Linked DNA regions of Mus musculus: all the other regions are linked to region 2. Evidence: chromatin loops called from intact Hi-C (ENCODE). Cell type or tissue: gastrocnemius. All regions are shown on one strand. Each heading gives the region's core, and the rest is flanking DNA. Links, peaks and the distances in the headings are about the cores only.

What was found. Hi-C counts contacts between places; a loop is a spot of excess contacts. Peaks named below come from ENCODE experiments on the same cell type or tissue, not always from the same donor. Only the 100,000 strongest peaks of a DNase experiment are listed, where the experiment ranks them.
Region 1: a loop joins it to region 2, with 2.3 times the contacts of the local background. A loop is called at or near these places in 20 of 42 quality-filtered maps.
Region 3: a loop joins it to region 2, with 3 times the contacts of the local background. A loop is called at or near these places in 20 of 42 quality-filtered maps.
Region 4: it touches region 2 in a loop (3-fold over the local background); 9 of 42 quality-filtered maps call a loop at or near these places.

Annotation. Positions count from the first base shown.
Region 1 is chr11:62,748,162-62,754,127 of GRCm38, reverse strand. It overlaps the pseudogene Wsb2-ps and a transcript of Zfp286 not described here. Among named protein-coding and RNA genes, the nearest start is that of n-TWcca8, 5.1 kb to the right of the region's middle. In gastrocnemius, for the core only: no CTCF peak of the experiment used is centred there; DNase peaks (open chromatin) are centred at 2,933 and 3,127.
Region 2 is chr11:63,162,088-63,168,053 of GRCm38, reverse strand. No RefSeq gene overlaps it. Among named protein-coding and RNA genes, the nearest start is that of Pmp22, 34 kb to the right of the region's middle. In gastrocnemius, for the core only: a CTCF peak has its summit at 2,747; a DNase peak (open chromatin) is centred at 2,772; H3K27ac peaks cover 1,190 bases.
Region 3 is chr11:62,741,058-62,747,023 of GRCm38, reverse strand. n-TWcca8 (a tRNA gene) reads left to right here and starts at 938; the gene lies at 938-1,009. In gastrocnemius, for the core only: a CTCF peak has its summit at 2,735 (motif pointing left); a DNase peak (open chromatin) is centred at 2,738.
Region 4 is chr11:62,906,816-62,912,781 of GRCm38, reverse strand. No RefSeq gene overlaps it. Among named protein-coding and RNA genes, the nearest start is that of Tvp23bos, 13 kb to the left of the region's middle. In gastrocnemius, for the core only: a CTCF peak has its summit at 2,864; no DNase peak of the experiment used is centred there; H3K27ac peaks cover 657 bases.

The DNA.
Region 1 (5,966 bases), core at 2,022-4,521, 410 kb after region 2:
AAAAAATAAATAATAAGATTAAAATAAAGATAGGAGTAGCTTGTACCTCGGATGATAGCGTACATGCCCTGGGTTCAACCCCCAGCACCATATAACTAGCTGCAGCAGTGCATGACTAAATCCCAGCACTCTGGGAGTGAGCATAGGAGAGTCAGGGTCATGGTTGTCTCCATATTCTGAGGCCAGCCTGAGACAAATGTATCTTACATACAAATACGTATGCATACATATATGCATTTGTCATTGTGGTCCTCTATTCAACTGCACCTTCCCTCAATTCTACTGTCTGTTTTTCTAGGAAATATCAAATAGTCAAGTTTCTGGTTAAATAGTGAAACTATATGTTCATTATAAGTCTATGCTTTTTTTTTTTTACCCTGTTTAGTGAGAGTTCCCCAGGTTAGGACATAAAAGCAAGTTGATTTGTTTTTCTTCTTTCCCCCAGACTTGGAGAGAGACCAAATCTGCAACTAAGGATGCTGTGCTATCAGAGAACGGCTTTGGAAAAGATTTATCACAGAAGATCGCTGTACTGGGGGAGAAAGGCCTATGGGGCTCCAGAATGGAAGGCCTGAGAAGTGGAATGGCAGGATATGAAGACTGTGAAATATTCAAGAGCATCACCCGAGTCAGAGACTAGTAAGGAGGGAGAAGAAGCAAGCTGCTCTAAGGGGCTCCAGACTTGAAGCTTCTCTTTTCCCAGAACCAGGAATTGTCACAGAAGGACCTGGCCAACAACGCCGAACACATGAGGGAATCTCCACGAAGAATTTACATTTGATTGCAGATACCCATTTGGGGGAGGTAATCGTCAAGGATACAGAAGACAGAAAAATTATAAGGCAGACTTCATCATTTATTTTGAGGGAAAAAAATCCCAGTACTGAAAAATAAAAAACCCTATAGATGTAGGCACATGTGAAAGGGCCTTTTGTTTGAAGGCACTGCTCATTCAACATGAAGAGGTCACAATAAAGAGAAACTTTATGAATGTAATGAATTCGGAAAGGCCTTCTTTGCGTCTTCATCGCTCACAGTACGTCAAAGGATTCACACTAAGAAGAAACCTTGCTGCTGTAATGTCTGTGGAAAATCTTTCAGCCAGTGTGCCCACTTTAATCATCATCAAAGAATTCAAACTGGAGAGGGAGCCTACGCATGCATGCAATGTGGGAAACCAAAACTTAGTGATAAACCAAAACTTGTGCCGTATCAGGAAACTCACCAATGGTGAGAAGCCCTACAGATGTGGCGACTGTGGGAAAGGCTTTCAGAAGTAAGTACTATCTTAGTGTGCACCAGAGAACCCAGACCAATGAGAAGCCATACAGACGCAATGAGTGTGGAAAATCTTCCAAGGATACCACAATTTTTAATGTTCTTCAAAGAATCCATACAGAAGAGAGACCCTGTGAATGCTGTGACTGTGGAGAGGCTGTTCGTGTGTTCTCATCCCTCATTAATACATCAGCATATTCATTTCTAGGAAGAAAACCCCCTACCTGTGTTCTGAATGTAGGGAATCCTTCAGAATAAAATCACATTTAACTGTACATCGGAGGGTTCATACTGGGGAGAAGCCATATAAATGTACTGACTATGGGAGGGTATTCAGCAAAGTGGCAAATCTCGAGGCGAGTCAGAAAACTTCTACTGGAGTGAAGGCAAGGGCGTGCGCGGGTGTGTTAGTGTTAGTGTTGTGCGCGGATGTGTTAGTGTTAGCGTTAGCATTAGACACCCTTATTCCACATCAAAGAACCCACACTGGAGAAAGCCTTTAACACATCTAGAATGAATGCCTTCTAAGTGGAACTGCAAATGCCTGTGGCTTCTAAGAAGATTGTAACCTAGTCAGCGCCCAGGAGGAAGTGCAAATAAAAGCTAATGAACCAAATGGGTCTGCTTCACGGAGTTGGCAAAAGTTAACCTTCCTTTGAGGGTAGGCTTTAGGGAAGCCGCGTGCTCTTACTTAAAGGCTGTGTAGCGTATGCTTCCACTAACAAACCAGCAATTACAAACTATTTAATCACCCATTCTCACTTGGGAGCCTGATCCACAGAAATAAAGCATCATCAAGCTTAAGAATACAAATAAAGAGACCTTTGTTGAAGTATTCTGTAGGGCAGAAAAGAAGTCAGAACTAGAAATGTCCAATTAAAAGGATAATTTGGAACACCAGAGGTAACTTTTAGTATACAGACATGTTAATTTCAAGTTTCCCCCAATGTTTATAAGTAACTTCTTGTTATAATAAATGTAAATATAAGATTTATTTTTTATTATCAGATGTACTCACACAAGTAACTAGATTTACATGAAAACACATTCAGAAGAAAGGCTATAAGTATTAGTGAGGGGGGGCATTTACTTCCCCTTCTGAAGACTTGGGTTTTATTCCCAGTATACACACGTCAGCTCACAACCTTTATAAATCCATTTCAGGGGATCCAACGCCTCCTTGCGTGTTGCACACATGTGCTACCTATACATACAAACGGTCAAAATATAAAAATAAGTAATTTTTAAAGTATCTGTGCATGCATGTTGGTTACTTTTCTGTTGCTGTGATAAAGCACTGTGACCTAAGGAAGAAGAAGGGGGTGTGCCTGGGGCTCACAGTCCCAGGGAGCTAGGCCTTCATACCATCTTGGTGGTGTGCGTGAGGATGCCCAATAGACTTGTACATTTGAATGCCTCGTCCTCAAGTGGTGCAAATGTTTTAGAAGGACTGGGACAGCCAGACCTACACAGAGAGACACTGTGTTTAAAAAACGAAAAGTGGCGGAATGAAGGCCCACGGCCCTGGGGGCTGAGGCGCCCGCCGCCTGGGGAGGGCCGCGCGTCCTCATGGAGGCCGGAGAGGAGCCGCTGCTCCTGGCTGAACTCAAGCCTGGGCGCCCCCACCAGTTCGACTGGAAGTCAAGCTGCTAGACCTGGAGCGTGGCCTTCTCGCCAGACAGTTCCTGGTTCGCCTGGTCTCAAGGACACTGCGTGGTCAAGCTGGTCCCCTGGCCCTTAGAGGAACAGTTCGTCCCTAAAGGATTCGAAGTCAAGAGCCGAAGCAGCAAGAATGACCCAAAAGGACGGGGCAGTCTGAAGGAGAAGACGCTGGAGTGTGGCCTGATTGTGTGGGGGCTGGCCTTCAGCCCGTGGCCCTCTCCACCCAGCAGGAAACCCTGGGCACATCACCATCTCCAGGCGCCTGATGTCTCTTGCCTGATCCTGGCCACAGGTCTCAACGATGGGCAGATCAAAATTTGGGAGGTACAGACAGGGCTCCTGCTTCTGAATCAAAAAGATGCCACCAAGACGGCGTGAGAGATCTGAGCTTCGCGCCCAGCGGCAGTTTGATTTTGGTCTCTGCATCCCGGGATAAGACGCTTCGCATTTGGGACCTGAATAAGCACGGTAAGCAGATCCGGGTGTTATCCGGCCATCTGCAGTGGGTTTACTGCTGCTCCATCTCCCCTGACTGTAGCATGCTGTGCTCTGCAGCTGGGGAGAAGTCGGTCTTTCTGTGGAGCATGCGGTCCTACACACTAATCCAGAAACTAGAAGGCCACTAAAGCAGTGTTGTCTCCTGTGATTTCTCTCCTGATTCCGCCTTGCTTGTTACAGCGTCGTATGACACCAGTGTGATTATGTGGGACCCCTACACCGAAGAAAGGTTGAGGTCACTTCATCACACGCAGCTTGAACCCGCCATGGATGACAGTGACATCCACATGAGCTCCCTGAGGTCCGTGTGCTTCTCACCCGAAGGCTTGTATCTTGCTACAGTGGCAGATGACGGGCTGCTCAGGATCTGGGCTCTGGAACTGACGGCTCCGGTTGTCTTTGCTCCGATGACCAATGATCTTTGCTGCACATTCTTCCCACACGGTGGAATTATTGCCACAGGGACGAGAGATGGCCATGTCCAGTTCTGGACAGCTCCCCGGGTCCTGTCCTCACTGAAGCACTTATTCGGGAAAGCCCTCCGAAGTTTCCTGACAACGTATCAAATCCTAGCACTGCCAATCCCCAAGAAGATGAAAGAGTTCCTCACGTACAGGACTTTCTAGCAGTGCCGGCTCCCCCACCTCCTGCAGCAGCAGCAGTACAAGGGACTGGCTAGGATGGAGTCAGGCAGCTCACACTGGACCAGTGTGGACCTTCCTTCCTCCCATGGCATGTGCAAGTAGGTCTGCGTGACCTCACTTCTGAGGTGCCGGCCTTACCTCGTCTTCATCCGTGGTGAGCAGCCTTCGTCAGTCTAGTTGTGTTGAAGCCAAGTGCAGTTGTGGATGTTGTTGGGGTAATAAAGGCAAGCGGGCTCCAGAGCCTCTCTGGTGACAGCCAAGCCACACTCCCTTAACTGGGAAGTACCTGCCACGTAGGGCATTTCTGCTGCCCATTTCCAGCCAGCGGCTGCATGGTTTGAAGTTCCTCCGTTGTGGTCAGAGGAACTCTGGTGTTTGGTTCCCTGCTCAGCTGCGCGTGGACTGGGCTGAGCTCCTCACCATATACTAATGCCGGCTTTTATTTCCTGTAAACAGTGGGTGCATGTGTAGGAAGTGACAAGCGCGTATTCAGATCATACGAGGAGGCGTTCCTCGGGGCATGACGGTCAGATGGCCATTTATCAGCATATTTATTTGTATTTTCTCAGCAGATAGTAAGGTACAACTGTGTTTTCTCAATTGTCTCGAAGAACCAGAGTTCTTAAGTGGCCCAGTTGTGGAGCCAAGTCTAAGTCGTGTGGAGTCAGTGCTGACATCACTGGCTGTCTGTCACGTGTGTTTGTCTCTGCTGCTTGACCTCACGGGATGTACCCTCCAGTTCAACTGCCCAAAACAGACAGCCCCTTCCAAGCACCGTTCTTTGACAGCAGTAGCAGCTACCTATTCAAGTCGCCTCACACAAAATCTGCCTTAGAAAGTTAATATATTTTAAATTATTTTAAAAGAAACTCAACATCTTATTCTTTGGCCTTTCTTAATTGATGCTTTATGGAGGCAGTGTTAACATTGTACAGTGTATGCATGGAGGAGTCTCCTCTATTTGAAGAAGAACAATGCAAAATGAGGCTTTCATTGAAGGGAGAAAAGAGAAAAAGAAAAAGAAAAGAAAAACAACAACCACAGAAGGACTAAGAAGTGTGTCCTTGTTGGAAGAGGTGTCACTGAGGGCAGATGTCAAAAGCCGCCACTATTCCTCTCTCTCTCTCTCTCTCTCTCTCTCTCTCTCTCTCTCTCTCTCTCTCTCTCAGTGTGTGTGTGTGTCTGTGTGTGTGTGTGTGTGTGTGTGATTTCTAACCGCAGAGTAGACACAAAAGGCAGAAAGGGACCAAATCTGGCCTGAACAGATAAGACTTTATTAGCATACACAAGGCACAGCCTCTCTCCCAGGGAAGGGAGGGTCTGCAAAAGGGAGAGAGCTGAACAGCGTTCTTATAGGGGTTGGAGAAGGGCTTGGGTAAGGGAGATTGGTACAGCAGTAAAGGACACCTTAGTCCAAATCTAGCAAAGTTTGTTCAGAGTTGTTCTAACAGCCAGTAATTATGAGACATACACCTATTTGCACACATAACTGTACACATTCATAAAAACATCTGCACCTGCACATGTTAAAGTATGATATACATACACACAAAGGTGTAGCTAATGAAAGCTGAGTATCTCACTGTCAGAGAGAAATCATAAATAAGGGGGGAAATGGAATCGCCCTGCATTACAATGAGAGCACCTAATACCCAGATCCACCACAATCCATCAACGGAAAACAGAGGTCTCTGGAGGAATAGTGGGCAAATAGTGTGCCAAGGGGCTGGGGCAGGGGAAGCACAGAGTGAGACTGGGAGGTCCAGCTGCCACTGTGCCACCTGCTGCTGACAGCACTGTGCCTCCCACTCCCGACCAGCAAAGCAGGAGAGGTGACTAAGGAACTCAGTGGCCATTGCTTGAGCAAAGTAGTCTCTTGCAAAC
Region 2 (5,966 bases), core at 1,566-4,065:
CAACATCCTTGTGTAAGTTTCGATACAGACTTTGAGTTTGTTTCTCTTGGGATTATAGGAGGACAGGATCTGCTAGGACAAACAGTAACCTTAATCCTTTGAGGAACTGCAAATACATTCTCAAAGTAGACACACTGTTTATATACCCAGTCGTAGCCTGTGAGGGATCCAGTTCTCCTGCATCCTCACCCAAGTGTGTGGTTAGAGTTTAGAGTCTAACTAGCCTGGTAAAGGAACATCCTACTATCCCAGCTTTTCCTGGTGACTAAGGCTATTCACGTGCTTCTGGGCCAATTCTGTATCTTCCTAGGACAAATATTTAACCAAGGTTTATTGGGTTTTTTTTTCCTGCTAGAGGGAGGAGAGATTGAGACAGGATCTAGCTATGTAGCCCAGGCTGGCCTCAAACTGGAAGCAGTCCTCCTGCCTCAGCCTCCTAAGTCCGGTGATTATAGGTGTGAACACATCTTTTAACAATTTTTTTAATTTAGTTGTATATTTTTAATCGAATTGTAGGAGTTTGTTATATAATCTAGGCATAGGTCCCTTGCCTGATTCATGAATTTCAAACATTATTTATTAATTGGTGGAATGCATTATTTTCACTAGGTGTCTTTTGAACCACAGAAGGGTTTTTAAAGATTTGATAAAATTCTATTTGTTTTCACCTTTCCCCACTCTTTGTGTAAAATAGCTAAGAATCTCTGACAAGTTCAAGGTGCCATACTTTCTTCTGAAAGTCTTGCACATTTAGCCCTTATGTTTAGGATGTTGGCCCACTTCAAATTAGTTTTTTGTGTATGATTTTACACAGAGGCCCAGATATCTATTATTATAGTGGTTAGTGTTGTGATTTTTAAGATAGGAGTCTCATTATGTAGCTCAGGCTGGCCTCAGACAGTGCTTCTGGGCCCCTTGTGTGCTAGGACTCTGGATGTGGATCACCATACCCAGCCATCATGCAGGCATCTTCTTAATGTGTTGCTCTATTTCTGGCCTGTCAGCACCTCATTCTCTTGCCTACCACTGTTTTAGAGTGAGTTTTGAGATCAGGACATTTGAATCATCGTGCTTTGTTTTACACTATCCTGTGGACCTTGTTACTCATGGAGATTTATAATCAACTTGCTGGTGGTCCCATTTCCTTTCTATTGCTGTAATAAAACCTTGCGAGCAAAAGCAACTTAGAGGATGAAAGAATTGGTTTCCATTCACAGGATACAGGCTGTGTCACTGAGGGAAGTCGGAACCTGAAGGCTAGCCAGCTCGCTATTCCACAGAGCATCACATCCCTAAAAGGCACGGTTGCCAAGGAATTACAGCAGAAACCACGATGGTCCACATCAGTCATGTGGAGCTACATGCATCTCAGAACCACCAGCCCAGGGAATGGTATCACCCATAGTGGGCTAGGCCCATCTATATAAAAAAGCAATCCAAAGCTGGGCAGTGGTGGCACATGCCTTTAATCCCAGCACATGGGAGGCAGAGGCAGGCGAATTTCTGAGTTTGAGGCCAGCCTGGTCTACAGAGTGAGTTCCAGGACAGCCAGGGCTACACAGAGAAACCCTGTCTCGAAACGCACCCCCCCCCAAAGCAATCCAAACAGTCCACCTGATCTGGGCAGTTCTCAGTAGAGACACCCTTCTCAGGTTATTCTAGGCTGTGTTAGCAGATAAAACTAAATACCATCTCATAATGGAGGAATTCTTTTTATCTTGCAGAGTCCAGCATTTCCTCCCTATCCTTGTAGGACTGCATTGCAGAGCACTATGTTTGGGGATCTTTTCTGTTGGACATACTTAGTTTGTTCATCTTCCTGAAGGTTTAGAATTTATTGTTTAAACAGCTAGGAAAATATTTTATTAGAACTATATTTGCAACAACACAGTGTCTATTTGGTTCTTTTTCATAATTTCAGTCTCTGAATTTATAGTCTTTACTAAATGCAGTATTATCATAATGCCTTCTTTTCTCAATTATGTTTAACTTTTATTCTGTGACATCTTCATGATGGCCCTCTTAGAAGTCATATGTGTGTATATGCATGTGTATGTGCACATATGTGTGTATGCATGTGTGTGTAGGCATATGCACATGTGTGTGCACCTGTGTGTATGCATAAACATGTGTGTGTGTGTGCACACACACACATGCGTGCATGCGTGCGTGTATTCTCTTAGAATGGACAGCACTTGTCTGAAGTTTCACATAATGTAATTTCAGCTACTTTTTGTCAACAGCAATCTAGAAATATTAAATGAAAAATTCTGGAAATGAAAACATCATGCATTTTTAATTAGTTGCCACTCTGAGTCATGTAATGAAATCTAACAGTGCATGGCTCTGTCTCTTCTGGGATACAAATTTGTCTTTTGTCCAGCATATCCACTCTGTATATCTTACCCACCTGCAAGTCACTTGGAGTCATCCTCATTGTCACTACATTCATCCTATGATCACAGTACTTATTTTCAAATATCCTTACACGATGGCCTGACTGTACTTCACATCCATTTACTGTGTCCTACCATGTAGGCATCACTATCACACATCGATAAGAAAAGCTGAATATGGTACAAAATGATATAGAGCCTAAAATTCATGCAACTTTTGTTATACTACATTACCATTGTTTAATCACATTATAATTAATGTCGTACTATACATAATTTACAATGTAAACTTTGTCATGGGTACATATTTACAGGAGAGAACAGCATAGGATACAGTAGTCTGGTAATGCCTTCGAGTGTCCACTAGGGGTCTCGGGCCACTATTCCCCACGAAAAGACTACTATGCACATACCAGCTTTATTTCCAAAGTGCATTGCACGAGCTGTACTTCTCGCTTTCCTTTTCACATCTTGTAGTTTTTATATGTGAGAAACTAGATATTTCTTTGTATACTATAGAATCTGTGAGTAGAGAGCCCACTCTTTCACCACTTAGAGCTTCTGGCCATTGTTTCCTTGTTTGTTTATTTAGTGACTGGCTGAATTATTTTGATGAGTCTGTATCTTGCCTATTGTACTTTGGATATAAAATGTCATCATTCCCCAGTCCACAAGCCTCATGTGTTGAAGCCTCAGTTCCCAGTTGGTGGCACTATTGGAGGGTGACTGAACCATATGGGCCCTAACTTCGTCAATAGATCAGCCCACAGATGAATCCACAGCTATCTGGACCATTAGAAAGTGAGGCCTGGTTACAACAAAGAGGTCATGGGTACTATGGCTTTAAAGGATATATCTTGTCCCCTGTCTCCAATTTCTCCTTCTTTGCTTCCTGTGGCAAGAGGGTGTGGGGAGAAAGTTATTATCAAGATTAACATAAAGAGAAGCCAATTGGTAGAGAAAGGTCAGAAGCCCTTTCTCACCTGTTTCATACAACACATGGAGCATACTCAAGAAAATCCGCAGCATACAGACATGGCTAAAGAGGCAGGTGCTGTGGAGGGATCCTACACAGCATCATGTGGCTTGTAGCCTAGAACTTTTGGGCTTTCCCCCTCAGTCTTCTGGGCCAGCCCCCATTCTCAGGCATGTTCTCCCATTCATAAGCCACTACCTCTAGTCCTACTTCTAACCACGTGTCCCTGGTCCAATTCTTTGCTGCTGATCACATGAGCCTGGATACTTCAGCAGGTTTCCAAGACTCCAACCCACACCTGAAACCCTCTTGCACAACTCTCCTGCCCTGATAATTCTTCCTCAGCAAAGGCCTGGACTAGTCACAATCAATCCAGCCAGCCATGAACAGAAACCTCGGAAACTGGGCCCAAATAAGCCAGTTTTTCAGTGACAGAAAGTTACCACCACAATGTTCCACCCCCAGTGTTCTTCAGAGAGGCACAGCTTGGGTGTGTCCATAGGCGCCCATGTTGTCAGTGGTTTGGAAGGACTCTCCTCTGTCCCTTACCACACCCACTTGTCAAATTCTACTCATTACCAAATGAACCCACTACTGTTTCCAACGATGTCCTGGGCCGTAAATTGTTCTACAAAGAACTCACCCAGATTCTGACTCCTTTGAAAGAACACTCTGCATTGTCAGGGTTTGGCTGGATTCAGACCCACAGCCCCCCTCTCTGTATGTGAGTTTGGTTTTTCCTCACAGGACCAGGGTGCCCACGTTTCCTTTGCATCTTGGATTATTCCCAGATGTCTTTGCCATAACCTTCCTTTTCCTTCATAGTCCCTTTGGACTTCAATTTCTTCACTCTGAGGCAAATGGCCATTTCCTTGGGGACAGTTTAAGAGCTGTTTGCTCCTTGGCCCATTTTCCCGTCGCCGTGGCATTCTGGGAGCCAAGGCTCTGGCGTTTGGAGTAAGAGCAGCAGCAAGCTTCCCTCAAATGTCTCCTCATCAATGCTGAGTCAGGGGCCTTGAAGGGCAAACTCCTATATTAATGTCTTCAATGAGACTTCCTATTTATTTTCGGTTAAATCCCCACGACATGACATCCCACGACATGACATGAGGCTATCCAGAGGCATTAGGTCCACCACTGTAGTTTAATCTTAAACAGTGTTCTGTAATCTTGAGCTAATTATAAGAACCTGAAACAAAACCATTCTCCATCTTCTTAAATTAACACCTTTAAGCTGAGAGGGGTGAGCTAGGATGTAACCAACTGAGCATGCTCAGAAATGTGCCCACCAATGCTTTGTTTCAATTGTTTAGACTCTCAGCATAAAATCTCAATGCTTCATTTCTTGAGGGAAGGCACTGCTTTGGAAACAGCTCCTAAGAGCTCCTTATTTGCTTCAGGGAATCCATCATTCCCTACCTCATGCCTTGGTCATGCTCAGTTCAGCTTTTCTCTCATCAAAGGATCAGCCCACTGCTCTCAGTTAGAGGCTCTGTCTTCCTGGTTGAAACAGGACAAGAACGAGCAGGACCCAGTAATCATAGCGCAGAGTTCCTGTGCCTTTGCCTAAAAGGTGAGCCTGCCTAAGAAAAAGAAGCCCTATCTCACACTGTACTAAGCTGGGGCTGGATCTCAGGAGTGGGTAGGAGGGTAGGATGAGAGATGCCAAGGACCAGCTCCCCAGGGAAGAAAGCTCATTGGCTAGATGCTGGGAGGTGGAGCCCTGTGTTTGGCTCTTACAGTTTAGTGTTTTCTTAGTCTCAGTGAACTGGGATAAGGGGGTATGAGAGAGCAATCTTGATTTGAACAGCAGATTCTTCAACTTTCACCAAAATTTCTTGGCTGTTTTATGTAAATTTTCTTGCTATCTGCTTGGTACCATCTGCAGGGTGCTATTTTCTGGTGTGACCGAGGAGTGATCTGGTGGAGATCCTTGCCCTGTGGACTAGAAGCCAATCTCTGCTCCTTCCAAGCTTAGTGCTGAAGGTTAGGGAAGGAAAAATTCTGCGAAATTACAGCCAGGTTGTGCTCAAGGTGCTCTCTGAGCAGGTGGTTAAAGATTTCTGTGTGTTTGGGTGTGTCTCCCAAAGGGTCAGAGCCCCAGAACAGCAATTTTCAGAGTGTCAGAACCTTAGATGGTAGAGTCTGGGGGAAGGTGATTATGTCTCCTGAGGCATTACCGTGTCAACCAACAAAATGCTGGTCATGATCGGTGATCAGCCCTCAAGACAGCTGGTTGCCATAAAGTAAGGCCATACTACATACTCACCCCTCCCCCTTTTATGTGGTCATTTGCCTTTCTAACAGGATGTGGTCCAGCTGTGGGACCATGACCATAGGCAACACAAATAGGATTACCCAGTTTTACAGTTCAAACTAAATAAATCTCTTTTCTTTATGAAGTACCCAGGCTCAAGTATTTGTCACAACGTCAGACTAAGACAAAATTGCATAATGCAGAATGGCATGTAGTGCTTAGGGTTGGACACCATATCCCCCAGTACCCAATCTGCTGTGCATAAGATCCTAGATCAGGCTCAGCAGACTGCAGCAGACAGGTCAGCAATGAGACTGTCCCAGGATGGAAGGGCCAT
Region 3 (5,966 bases), core at 1,536-4,035, 420 kb after region 2:
GAAGTTAAAAACATTTTCAGCAACAAAACATTGAATAAAATTGTACGAATTAACAATATCCATGAGTCTATGTGGTGCAAACAAATAAGTACATATGTAAATAAGAAAAAAACCAGCTTTCTCTCGAAGGAGAAATATAACGGTAAGTGTAGATGAAAATGGCCATTAGTCAAACACCGCAGCAGTAGTTATTACAGTCAAAATGGATACTGCAATCAGTGGCTGCGAGGGTGAGAAGAAATGTGCGCGGCCGACAATATGCGCCATCCCTAGATGTTATCTTAAAAGGGAGAAGAGTAACTTTACAATGAAGAAACTCATCAGCCCTCCTGCAGATCTACGTATATATAAGACCAACTGACAGCGTGCAGTTCCTGCCCCTCGGATGCTGAAAAGGGCACGCCATTCCCTTAAGGGATGAGGAGGGGACGATCTGAGGAAAAAGAGATGGATAGTAAGCCTCCCGAAGATTAAAAGTGAGCTATGTATCACATAAAACCTCCGTGTTTATGGGTGCACCTGTGGTGTAAACCAGCAGATCCCGAGAGAAGGCAGCGCCTAGCGGGCAGGGCTGTGACTGACTGCAAGGCTGGCCCCGCCCCTTCACATGGCTGCTGGCGACTGAGCGTTAAGGTTGCCAGTGGTTACCAGTTTTTATGATGCTAGCCTCTTCCATGATGTCCAGTTTTCAATACGTTTCAGTTTTATAGCTAGAGAAGGAAGAGGGAAAAAATGACACAATTCTGTTCTTAAGTGTGTGAGTGTGATCCGGGGGTCGGTTTCCCTTCCTTTCCGCCCTGGGGACAGAATCTGCCTGGGCGGCTGGGCTCGCCGCGCTGCCTCGGGAACTCTGCGCGCCGGTCCAGGAGGAGGAGTTGCAGGAGAAAGCCGCCAGGATGCTGGAGCTTTAGAGGATCAAAATGCATTATGTATCAATGACCTCGTGGCGCAATGGTAGCGCGTCTGACTCCAGATCAGAAGGTTGCGTGTTCAAATCACGTCGGGGTCATGAGTACCTGTTTTCCTACAATTGAGCTAGAAAGGCCAAAGCCCTGGCATTTTCAAATCTACAGACAAGTCATTTACCCAATTCTTCTCTATACTGATAAGAAACTTGGCCACTTAACTACAAAACCACTTCAGCATTTGCGATCGGAATTAAATTAGACAAAGAGCCAAATCAATTCACAGATGACCAAAATAGAAGCGGGAAATGTAATGTATACCAGCATGCTTAAACACATAAAGAGGAACAGCAAAATGAAGTTTTAAACTCTCAGTTTTGTTTGGTTGACTGGGTAGTTTTGATCCAGGTGTTGGGGGCGGGGCTTCAATACAGGCCCTCACACAGTCACTTTTAAGCTGAGGTTGAAATGGCCAAAACATTTTCGCTGAAAACCTTTGCTCACACACTTCTAACTCTGAAGGACGGCAGAGACTTAAAATACAAGGAGGCGAGGAATTAAAATTCTTATAAGTGAACTTTTCTCTCAGCTGGTTGAGGAAGGTTTTCTGGAGCCTTCCTAATGCTGCTGGTTTCTTTTCGCGTGTCTAAGCATCAGGTTTTAAACGGACTCTAAGCCATAGACTGTGACAGCAAACACCTTGCGCTCATTCGCAGCTCCTGTCCTCCCTGCCTAACCCACTGCCAAACACAAACTCCAAGTTCGTTAGATTCTCCAACCTTTCAAATGTTTATAGTCAAGGAATCTCTTTTTTAGCATTATATCCTAAGAATTAATTCTGTAAAAACATTTTATTTTAAATGCCTACTGTTCAAGATTATGAATGCCATATGAATAAATAAGGTTTTAAAAGATCTACCTGTCAGATAATAGTCTATCCTTTCAACATCATTATTACAAAAGAATTTGCTTGGGACTTCTATGTGTGTGTGCGCTCGTGTGTGTACAGATTTTTCAGTGATCAATTTTAAACACCAACTCATCTTATTTAAAATTAGCAAAGATTTGTTTTCCCATTATACGAAGATAAAAAATTATCGTACATTCTACAAAAACAGATGCAAAAATGATTTCCTGAAAAAGAAAAGGTAGAGAGAAGAGAAAGAAAACTTAATTTTTTATGTGTGTGTGTGTGTGTGTGTGTGTGTGTGTGCGCGCGCGCGCGCACTGGCACAAATTGGTGATCTTCATCACTACAATAAAAAGTTAACTTCATAAAGAACAACAACAACAACAAAATTTTATTTACTCGTAGCCACGGAGACTGAAAGTCCAAATAGCATAATAGGAGCTCTGACAAAGGTTTCAAGGCCTGTGACAGAATCCTACGTGAGAGAAAGAGTCCCGTCTTGAACACTAAGGTCAGAGAGAGTGCAAGAAAGACAGGCTTACTCCTTTCATGACAATTATCCAGGGCTTGTAGGACAGTTTCCTGTCTCCAGTGACTAAGGAGCCTCCTCCTGGCCACTTCTAAGGTTCTGCCCCCACCCCTACTACCACCCCCCAACACACTGATGATGAAGAGGTGCTCCAAGCAGGAACACGTTTTAAATGACTCGCGTTTATCTCCGAGTCAGTGCAGCTCCTTCAGCAGGTATCCATTTAGTGGTTAACTTTATATTTCTTTGTTAGAAAGGATTCCTAGCTTCTAAATTATATTGAAGAAAAAAAAAAAAAGCTAATGAATTACACTTGGAAGTGTAATAATTCTCTAAGGTTTAGGATGTGGTCTGTAGAGGGCCAACTTGCAGTCTGGCACCGCCCTCTAGTGGCTGGATGAGAAAATGACATGACCCCTGGGCATGCCTATGGCTTTAATGACAAACGGAGCCAGCATAGGGGCACATCTTATGCAAGCCTGTATGATTCTATGATTTAGAAATGCCTTCTAGAAGAAGCCTCTGTTTTTCCACATCACACTCTGAAAGAGGGGGCTGCTTCCAAAGTAGTCTATCAGAGTGAATATTTAACAACCAGAGTCAAGGCCTATGATGGATGGCCTTGTACCACCAGGTAAACCAAAACTAGTAACAGCTCCACTTATTGAACCAGACACAACATTACCAGCACAAGCCATTCTCTTGCCAAGAGTTAGACCCATCCAGTTTAAAATTAATTTAATGACATTATAATGGCCCAAAACATATTACCCAGATGGATTTGGAGGAAAACCCCTACAAGCACTATCAGCAGGCACTTTTGTGGATGGAGCAATGCAATCCTCGGAGGTATTACAGGCAGAGGAGTAGCAGCAGCCATTGTTCAACCTGTTAAAGCAGAACTCTACTGTATACAAAAAATTAATGCAGACACAGCCAAAGCATTGCATGCAGTATCACAATCAATTGATGCATTGCATATGATAGTCAATACCATGGAAACACAGATAACGGGTATTCCAGGAAACATACAGTCAGGAATACAAAAGGACACTGAATCTCAGTACCACTAATCATAACCTGATTGTGTGCCAAATTTATGGATCTAATGTATAAGTATATCTAGAGAATTAGACATATTGGAATGGGCAGATGAGCCCCAGAATTTCAAACTACTCTGGACTCTGAAAGAATGTCTTGGTGTGCTGACGGCATATGCGAACTAAACTTAGTACAGATATTTTCAGATAGTGCACAGAATGGATACCTGGATAAACATATACCACAATCAAATAAGTGGTATAAAACACCATTATACACAGGAGGAAACCTGGTTGGCGCCAATTGACCATTTCATATGGATAAATGTTAACAGCACACCAGCATCCCATGGAACAAACTTACAGATTAGGACCCAACACATATTTATATCCACGTGTACCCATAAGAAAGATGGAAAATACAGCGTTGGCATATTCCACTATGCCTCAGACTGTACAAACCCTGTGTAACTATCAATTCTTAGTGTGCACCAATAATGACACTATCACTAGATGCAATTATCTAAATGAAACATCCGTGGACAATAATCATGTAAAATGGAATATAACTAGAGGATGCTATCTTGTACATAATTGTCCGCAGATCATAGTCCACAATCAGATGAGAGTAACCACAGTATACTACCAAGTTACTTCTCATCTGATGCCCAATTTGATTTTGAATTGGAGAAAGACCGCAAAAGGGATAAACTTGTTAAAAGCATTACAGAGATCGATGAGATAGCAGAGCACAATGAGAAACAACTACAGAGCATGCATCAAACACTCTTGAACCGAGAAAAAATTTCGGTGCATAAGACAGCAGAATTGCACAATATGGTAGGGCTACTCAGAGCAGACATCTACATTCAAAAGGACTGGAATAAGGAATCGAAAAAGTGTGGCATATGGGACCAATTAGCCAGGACTGCTCAGATTGATTTCGTGTGTTACCCTGTATAGAATTGGTTTCATTGGTTGAAAGAAGTATTTTGGTTCCTGATATTTTGCATTCGTCTTGTACTAACCATAAGAATAAGTTTGTTTCTTTTAGACAAGTCTGCAACAAGAACAGCAAGAACTCCTAATAGAAGAACTAGGGGGTGCACTCAGAATGCGACCTGGGAAACTCCTGGCAGCCGGATACTGCTTTGTTAATTGTTTCCATAAAACTATTTTAAGAGCCATTGAAAGACTTGTTTAACAGATTGCATGTGTTTCACATTTGGAACTCCCTCAAACTATACTTATTGTACACCCCCATTAACCTGCACCTCTAGGGTCCACTAGAGGAAACCCTACTTTGTATGTTAGTAAACAATGTTTGTTTCCGCTTGCCAATGACCAGATACCCACTATATAAGGAACCAGTTAGACAGACAATTCACTGCATAGTCTCTGTGTTTGCAGCCCACATAAACAAAGGCAGCCATTATCAATGCGATCTATGAAAAGCTCTGATCATACGTGATGGTGAGTCTGCAAAAGCCTTGCTCTTTGGAGACCACTGCTACAGTGAAGACTGTCATGGCATCCTGCTCTCTGACCTGAAGACAATTCTCAGCTGCCCTGGCTGCATCAAGATAGAGGATCCAGAGAGAGGAGCTGCTGTCTGAGACATGCCCGAGCGACTGACACACTGAGAGCCTTGCCTGCAAGCCTCTCTGCCACTTGCTTCTGAGTCAGGTACCCCATGAGTGTGTTGTGAACTAACGCTTGCCATCATCGTGAATAAACTTTGAGATCAAACAGTATCTGGACTCTGTCCCGCCTTCCCAGCCTTAAGCTGGACATGACTCGAGATACCATTGCAGATTACAGGACTTGTAGCTGGCGGATACTGATAATTATGTCTCTCCTCTGGTATCGTCCAGTACTGTAAATACCAGTCAGTAAGAGTGGAGCTTCTAGTTAGGCACCAGCTCGAGTCTTTTCTGTGTTCATAAGTTACGTGTTGTCTTCAGTGATAGGGCATTTCCATAAGGTGGTAAAGAGTAACAAATAGCCTAGGCAATGTCCTGTGGTGTTTGGGGGGGGGGGTCCCATGGGACCCCTTTGGCCAATGGCTGGACAAGACGTAACCTATTCCTGGCATCAAAGGTTTTACTTGATGGGATAAGATGTGCATAGCCCAATGTTATTGTGGCTCTGAGTCACTAGCTCCATCAGGCCAGACCTTATGGTAGCTCAGGGGTTCAAGCTTCCACATGTTATTGGAGGCTTCCATCTTCTTGCCTTTCTCACCACTTCCTGCACTGCCCTGCTAACACCGCCACATCCTGTTTTTCAGCTATTGCATCCCCTACTGATTTCTCCTTGACTCATGGGATGCTTCCTGGCTGAGCCCATTGATACCTCTCCCAATGCTTCCCCTCCCAGCCTGAACACCCACCCAACTAAAAGAAGGCTTTGTGGATCTCCCATCTTATGACCTGAAAGGCCCCAAACACACTGAAGAACTTAAGGCCCCTGGAAAATAAGCTCCCGATAGGGCTCTTTCATTTTACAGCTGGAGAAGCTGAATTACAGATGATAGTATCAAAGACATGGGGCTCACCTCCCCATGACGCCTCCCCGCCCCC
Region 4 (5,966 bases), core at 1,704-4,203, 260 kb after region 2:
AGTCGCTTTCAGACATATCCTGGCATATGGTTTCAGACATATATCCTGGCATATTTCAGACACATCCTGGCATACTCTGCTGCTAATCTAGGGGTTATGAGAACTAGATCTTTTGTTCTGCCTCCATATGATGCTGGGGTTATACGGGGCCTCCCCTGAAAGAACTCAGTGGGACCAAGGTTACTGGGAGGATACAACAGTACTAGTTCTCCCCCAAACCCTTGCAATGTTTAGGGGTTCACAGGAAGGGCTTTGTTGTCCTGCCAGGTGGCAGAAAGTTGTCTGTTTCTTAATCCCCAGACTATAGAGGGTCACCCCCTCTGCTGTGCTTTGATAAACTTCCTGTTTGGATAACCTAGATAGACAGGTAAGTCCTCAGTTTGGATCCCGATAGACCCACAGTGAGTTTAAAGTGTTCTATTTCAGAACTGTGTTTTAATATGCTTAGCCTCCTAAACACGATAGCTGAGCCTTGTCTGCCTTCAACATGCCAGGGTGCTACAGAGTGCCTACAGCTGGGCAAAAGCCGGGTACTATTGAACACCTTCTGAACACAGGCAGTCCAATGGTAATGAGTTGGCTTCTGCACCCTCACGAAGTCAAAGCATTGTAAATCAAACCAATCAAACTTGTACTTCCCTGTCTGTAGAGTCATGTACATTTTAAACAAACTGGAGAAGACAGTGGATATGTTTTTATTAATGTGGTGTATCTCAGACTAGGGGCCACTGAGTCATACCTCCTGCTTCTGGCTCCTGGAGTAGCCATTGTGCTTCAGGCTTACTGCTTGTGACCAAACCTAACCAAACCTAACCAAACCATGGAACGATACCCAAGTAGGGGCTGCACCAAACCAGAAGGGAGATGGTCCACACATCCCATGGCACTCTCCCTCCCAAAAGGCTGGTGGAGAGAAAGAAATTAGGCTCAGTTGGGACCTCATGGAGATGGGCCGCTGCTCCCGGGCCTTCATTTCTTTCTCTCCAAAGCTAGGATGCTAAATTTCATTAGATGAAAACCCCCTTAGGTCCTGAGCCCGAAGCGCAGTAACTTTCTGTTCTTTCACACGCCACTCCTGGGGCCCCTCTTCTCTGTACTATGCTGGGAACGTGCCCTCTCATCACATTTGGGAAGGAGGGAGTGTCTGGGGCCCAGAAAGGCTGTGAACAGTCCCTAGGCAACCAAGACGGACTTCAGAATATACAGTCAGTCTTAAATGGCAAGGCGCTTAGACAATGCTGCATTGTGGCGTTTAAAAACATGCATTTTTAAGAGCCTGGGCTTACTGAGTCAGTGATCTGGAACATTCTCAAGATGCTAAAAATATCCTCCAAAAGTGAACTGAATTTTAAACTGTGCTTTAAAAAAATGTTCTTTGTGAAAACAATCGAGTGTTTCTTCTTTGAGAGTTATCTGTTTCCTGCATTTAGATGGTCACCGGGATTGCATGAGCCTCCAATAGGGCTGGGGTGAACATCAAGACCCAAAAGGCTTTTCATCCTTGCTTCCATAGCAGGGGACAGAAACTTCTAAGTTTTAATCTCTTAAATGATTTGCATTTTCGAAGCACAGTGTTCTTTCCCATCCGAACACTGTTGCCAGACAGCGAGACAAAGGACATCTACATTTTCAACCAGGAACCGAATTTGTGTCTGCCAAGTACTTCGTTTCTGATATTGCTTGATTTTTCCATAGCAAGACACAAATCATGGGCTTGTCAATGGTCTGAAACATTCCGGGCAAAAGGATAGCTCTATGTTACCACCATGATCTTAACTCTATGCAGCAATGATGGCTACTTTTCATTGTTAATACCACAGTCTAGAATCACCCTAGGAGAGTCTTGATGAGGGAAGAACAGTGTACATCAAGGTGACCTACTTGTGGGCATGGTTGTGAGGTTTTTGACTACCTTAGTTGCCCTGAGAAGATTCCATTGCCTGGGTTTAAGAGTGTAGAAAGAGAGCTGAAACTATGCCTGTGTCCATTCCTTCCCTTCTCTGTTCTGACTATGGGTGTGACTAGCTGCTTCAGATTCCTGCTGCCTTCCTTTCCCCCACAGTGATGGGCTATAACTTCCTTCTGAGTTGCCTTTCTCAAAGCACTGTGTCACAGTGACTGGAAAGGAGACAAAAGGCAACTTCTCCCTAGTCCCCACTAATGTACACTTGCAGATATAAGGAAGGCAAATATCCATTATAGCAAAGTAAGACTGAGTCAGGTAAGAGAGAAGCTAGGATGCACACAGTGTCCAAGATGGTTTTCTTAAGTGAGCCCTGAATCCAAGGGCCAACAGAAAAGGAGGCAAAACAGCCCTTCTAGCTACCATGACCAGAACCTGTGTGGCTGGTAGCTTTTATAGTGGAAGTGGTAGTTTGGTTTGGCTTAGTGTGAGTGACAGAATCTTGATATGTAGCCCAGGCTGGCCTCAAATTTGCTATCCTCTTGCCTCAGCCTCCTGAGTATTGGAATTACAGTTAGTTAACTCTTCTTGTAACTATGACAAAATCCCTGGTATAAACAAGTTAAAAAGAAAAGGACTTTATTTTGGCTTATGGTTTCTGTCCATATTGCTTAGTGCCACAGATTCTGGGCCCATGGTGAGATAGAACATCATGGTGAGTAGATCGTGGTAAAAGCTATTTAATCTCATATTGGACAGGGAACAGAGAATGAGGCAAGAAGCAAAGATAAAATACCCACAAAGACCCATTTCCCAGTAAACTACTTCCTCCTGCTAGGCATAGTTAAGGATAAAATAACTACTAAAACCTCTAGCACCATCAACTGGGAACTAAGCCTTCAATACCCGATCCCAAGGGCACAATACATTCAAACTGTAACACCCAGGGCCTGTCACCAGGGGGACACACCAGATTCTAACCAGAACACCCAAGACCTATCATCAGGGGGACACAGCACATTCAAACCATAAAACCTAGAGCCTGTCACCAGCCAGGAGACCGCAGAAGCAAGAGACAGACTCTGTACTCCACCAAGAGCACCTTCTTTCACCCTGAATGGAGTAGCAGCCACTTACATTCAGCTAGCTGCTAGAAGCAGAGATGCTCAACCCTCGAGCTGATGTGGACCATCTGCCTAGCCGTGAGCACACACTTAAGAGAATCTTACTTCAGTTTGCACAAAAACATTCACTCAGTGTCTGTTCCTGGAGATGACCCATGCCAAACACTTGTGTGAAGTGGACACCAGGCCAGGTGCTGCTGGGGAATTCACCAGTCACAGGAGCAGAACCAGAGGCCTAAGCAGAAGGCTGAGACACACGATGGGAAAACATTTCATGCTGAAATGTCACCAAAGAGGCTTGGATTCAGGCAGGAGTGGGAACAGGACAGTATTTTTAATTGTTTCACTTGTGAAGAGTAATTGAACTATGAAGCTAGGAATCATTATACGCCTCTGAAGAGCAGATGAAGAAGTTAAGACTACAGTCACCCTAAAATCCAGCTATCACATGCCTCCACACCAACACACAGATGCATACACCAATGCACCCCTCTGATGGACTACGGAGTTGGGCCAAAGGCCTTAGCAGGGTGAATTCAAGGCCCTGTATGGGTTAAAGTCACAGAAGCAGTGCAGAGCCAGGACACGATGACAGAAATGGAGAAGGGACGCTGGCGATTGTCACAAGAGTAACTGGATGTAAGAGTTGGGATAGAGATGCTCAGATTATTAGTGTTAGAGCTACTATAACATGCAACACGACTGCAGGGCTTGAAAGAAATTCCTCTCTTACTATCTGAGGACTGCAAGTCTGAGACCCAAGTATCAGTAGGTGCCCCAGGCTGCTCTCCTTGGCTTGTTGGTGGTCAGCTTCTCCCTGTAGTTTCCCATGGCTTCTCTTTGTGGGCCTGTACCAAAACCTCTCTACGAAGACACCAGTTACATTGGATTGGAGTTCCCTCCTTATCTCTCCAGATTTCTCATCTCTAAGCACAGTCCCATGATGAGGGATGAAAGGTTAGGTGTTCATCTATAAATTCAGGGTGTGCAAGGCTGCCAGAAACCATTCACAATGTGATGGTGAGTTTGGTTCCAGAGGCCAAGTTGTAAACATCAAGTCACAAAAATTGAAGTATGAATGTGTCCCTGTCTAAGAGTGGGCTCAGTTAACCAGCATCAACCTGCATGCTCCTTCAGTTCCTTCATCCCCCAGAGGAGCAGGAGGCAAGCCTCTTCAACCATGGTGGCTAGAAAGCATTTGCTGGAACTCAGCCAGAATCTCTCCAGTAGTTCCCAAGGTGTCTTCCAGGACACAAGCTCAGCACGACGGTCACTGTGACCTCTGATTGTGGCCTCCGAAGAGTTCTCACGTTGTTTCTGCATCTTCCCTGTTCCCATCTTACAGATGTGACTTTCCAGTCACCTAGCCTACCCTGAGCTTGATCTTTGGACCATTCTCCATCTCCTCCCTGACACTCCTTCCTAGACTTGCCCTTTCCCTGGATCCCAGGCACATATGGCCTCTTGTCCAATGCGTGTGCCCAGCTTCCTAGCCAGTTAGGCCTCCCGTTTACCACACCACAGTGGGAAGTGACTAGCAGTACTTTCAAATTCTTACCATTAAATGTGATATTATTATTTTTAATCCCTCTCATACTGGTAGCAAGAATTCTTGACTCTGACATGTTCTTATAATATTATTATATTACTCATATAATATGTTAACATTATTATAATATTTATTCCAGGCTAGTATAACAAAGAATAAATAAATTGATAAATATTAGAAATTAAAAAGCAAATATATCTATACTCAAAAAGAAAAAAGTCCCAAAGGACACATTTAAAAACATTAAGAAAATATGATTATAGTTGGTTGTGGCAGCAGGTACCCATAACACCAGCATTGTAGCAACCAAGGCATGAGGAGTCCAAACTTAATCCTATCTCAGGAAAGAAAAGAAAATAGAAAATATGATTATAAAAAATACTATTTATGATAACAACAAAATAAATAAAAAGCCAACAATAAATCCTAACAAAGAGATGAAAGGTCTTTGTGAAAAACTTACATTATTGATAGAAATCAAGAAATGGAGAGTCACAGGTTTTATGGATCAGAAGGTTCAATATTGCAAACATGGGACCTTCCACCAACTCACAGTTTCAACTAAATTATAAGAGAAGCCAACAGGGCTCTTTAGTCTTTAACAAAGTTGGTTATAAAATGTATATAGAAGAATGCAAAATAATAAAGATTGTAAATTCTAACACCCAGTTTAAGCGCTGTTTCTTACAGAGTAGTTTAACCCTCCAACAGAGTCTGGAGAGATGGCTCAGAGGCTAAGAACACTGGGTGTTCATACAGAGGACCTGGGTTCAGTTCCCAGAAGCCACATAGCAGCTCACAATCATCAATGATTCCAGTTCCAGGGGCTCCAATGTCCTTTTCTGTCCTCCACAAGCACCTGACACACACACTGTACACATACATAAATTTAGGCAGTGTACTCATACACATAACATTTTAAAATCAAAAAAAAAATTAACTAAAAAAGGTCTACACTGATTTAGTGTGCTGTTGGATGTTCAGATAGAAGGACAGAAGGAAAAAGTGAGTCCAGACACAGACACTGTTGTGTAAGAAGCCAGGGATATGTTTGGTGGATGCTTGGTATGCTGTGTGGAAAGGGGGTGCCTCTGTGGGCCCATGCTGAGGCATCCCTTCCCCCTGAAGGACCAGCCACATGAAAGTATAGTATAGAATAGAGTTTATTTAAGGCATGGGGAATGGAGTTGAGGGAGTAGAGACAGAGAAAGGCAGAGAAAGAGGGGGTAGGGGGAGGAGTAGAGGTCAACATGAGTGTGTGGAGGGGTGGGGGGAGAAGGGATAGGGGAAGAGGGTACAGGAACAAGAGAAGATAGTGAGGAGGGAGCAAGTAGCCCCTTTCTATATTTCAGCAGGCATACCTGACTGTTGCTAGGTAACTATGGGGCAA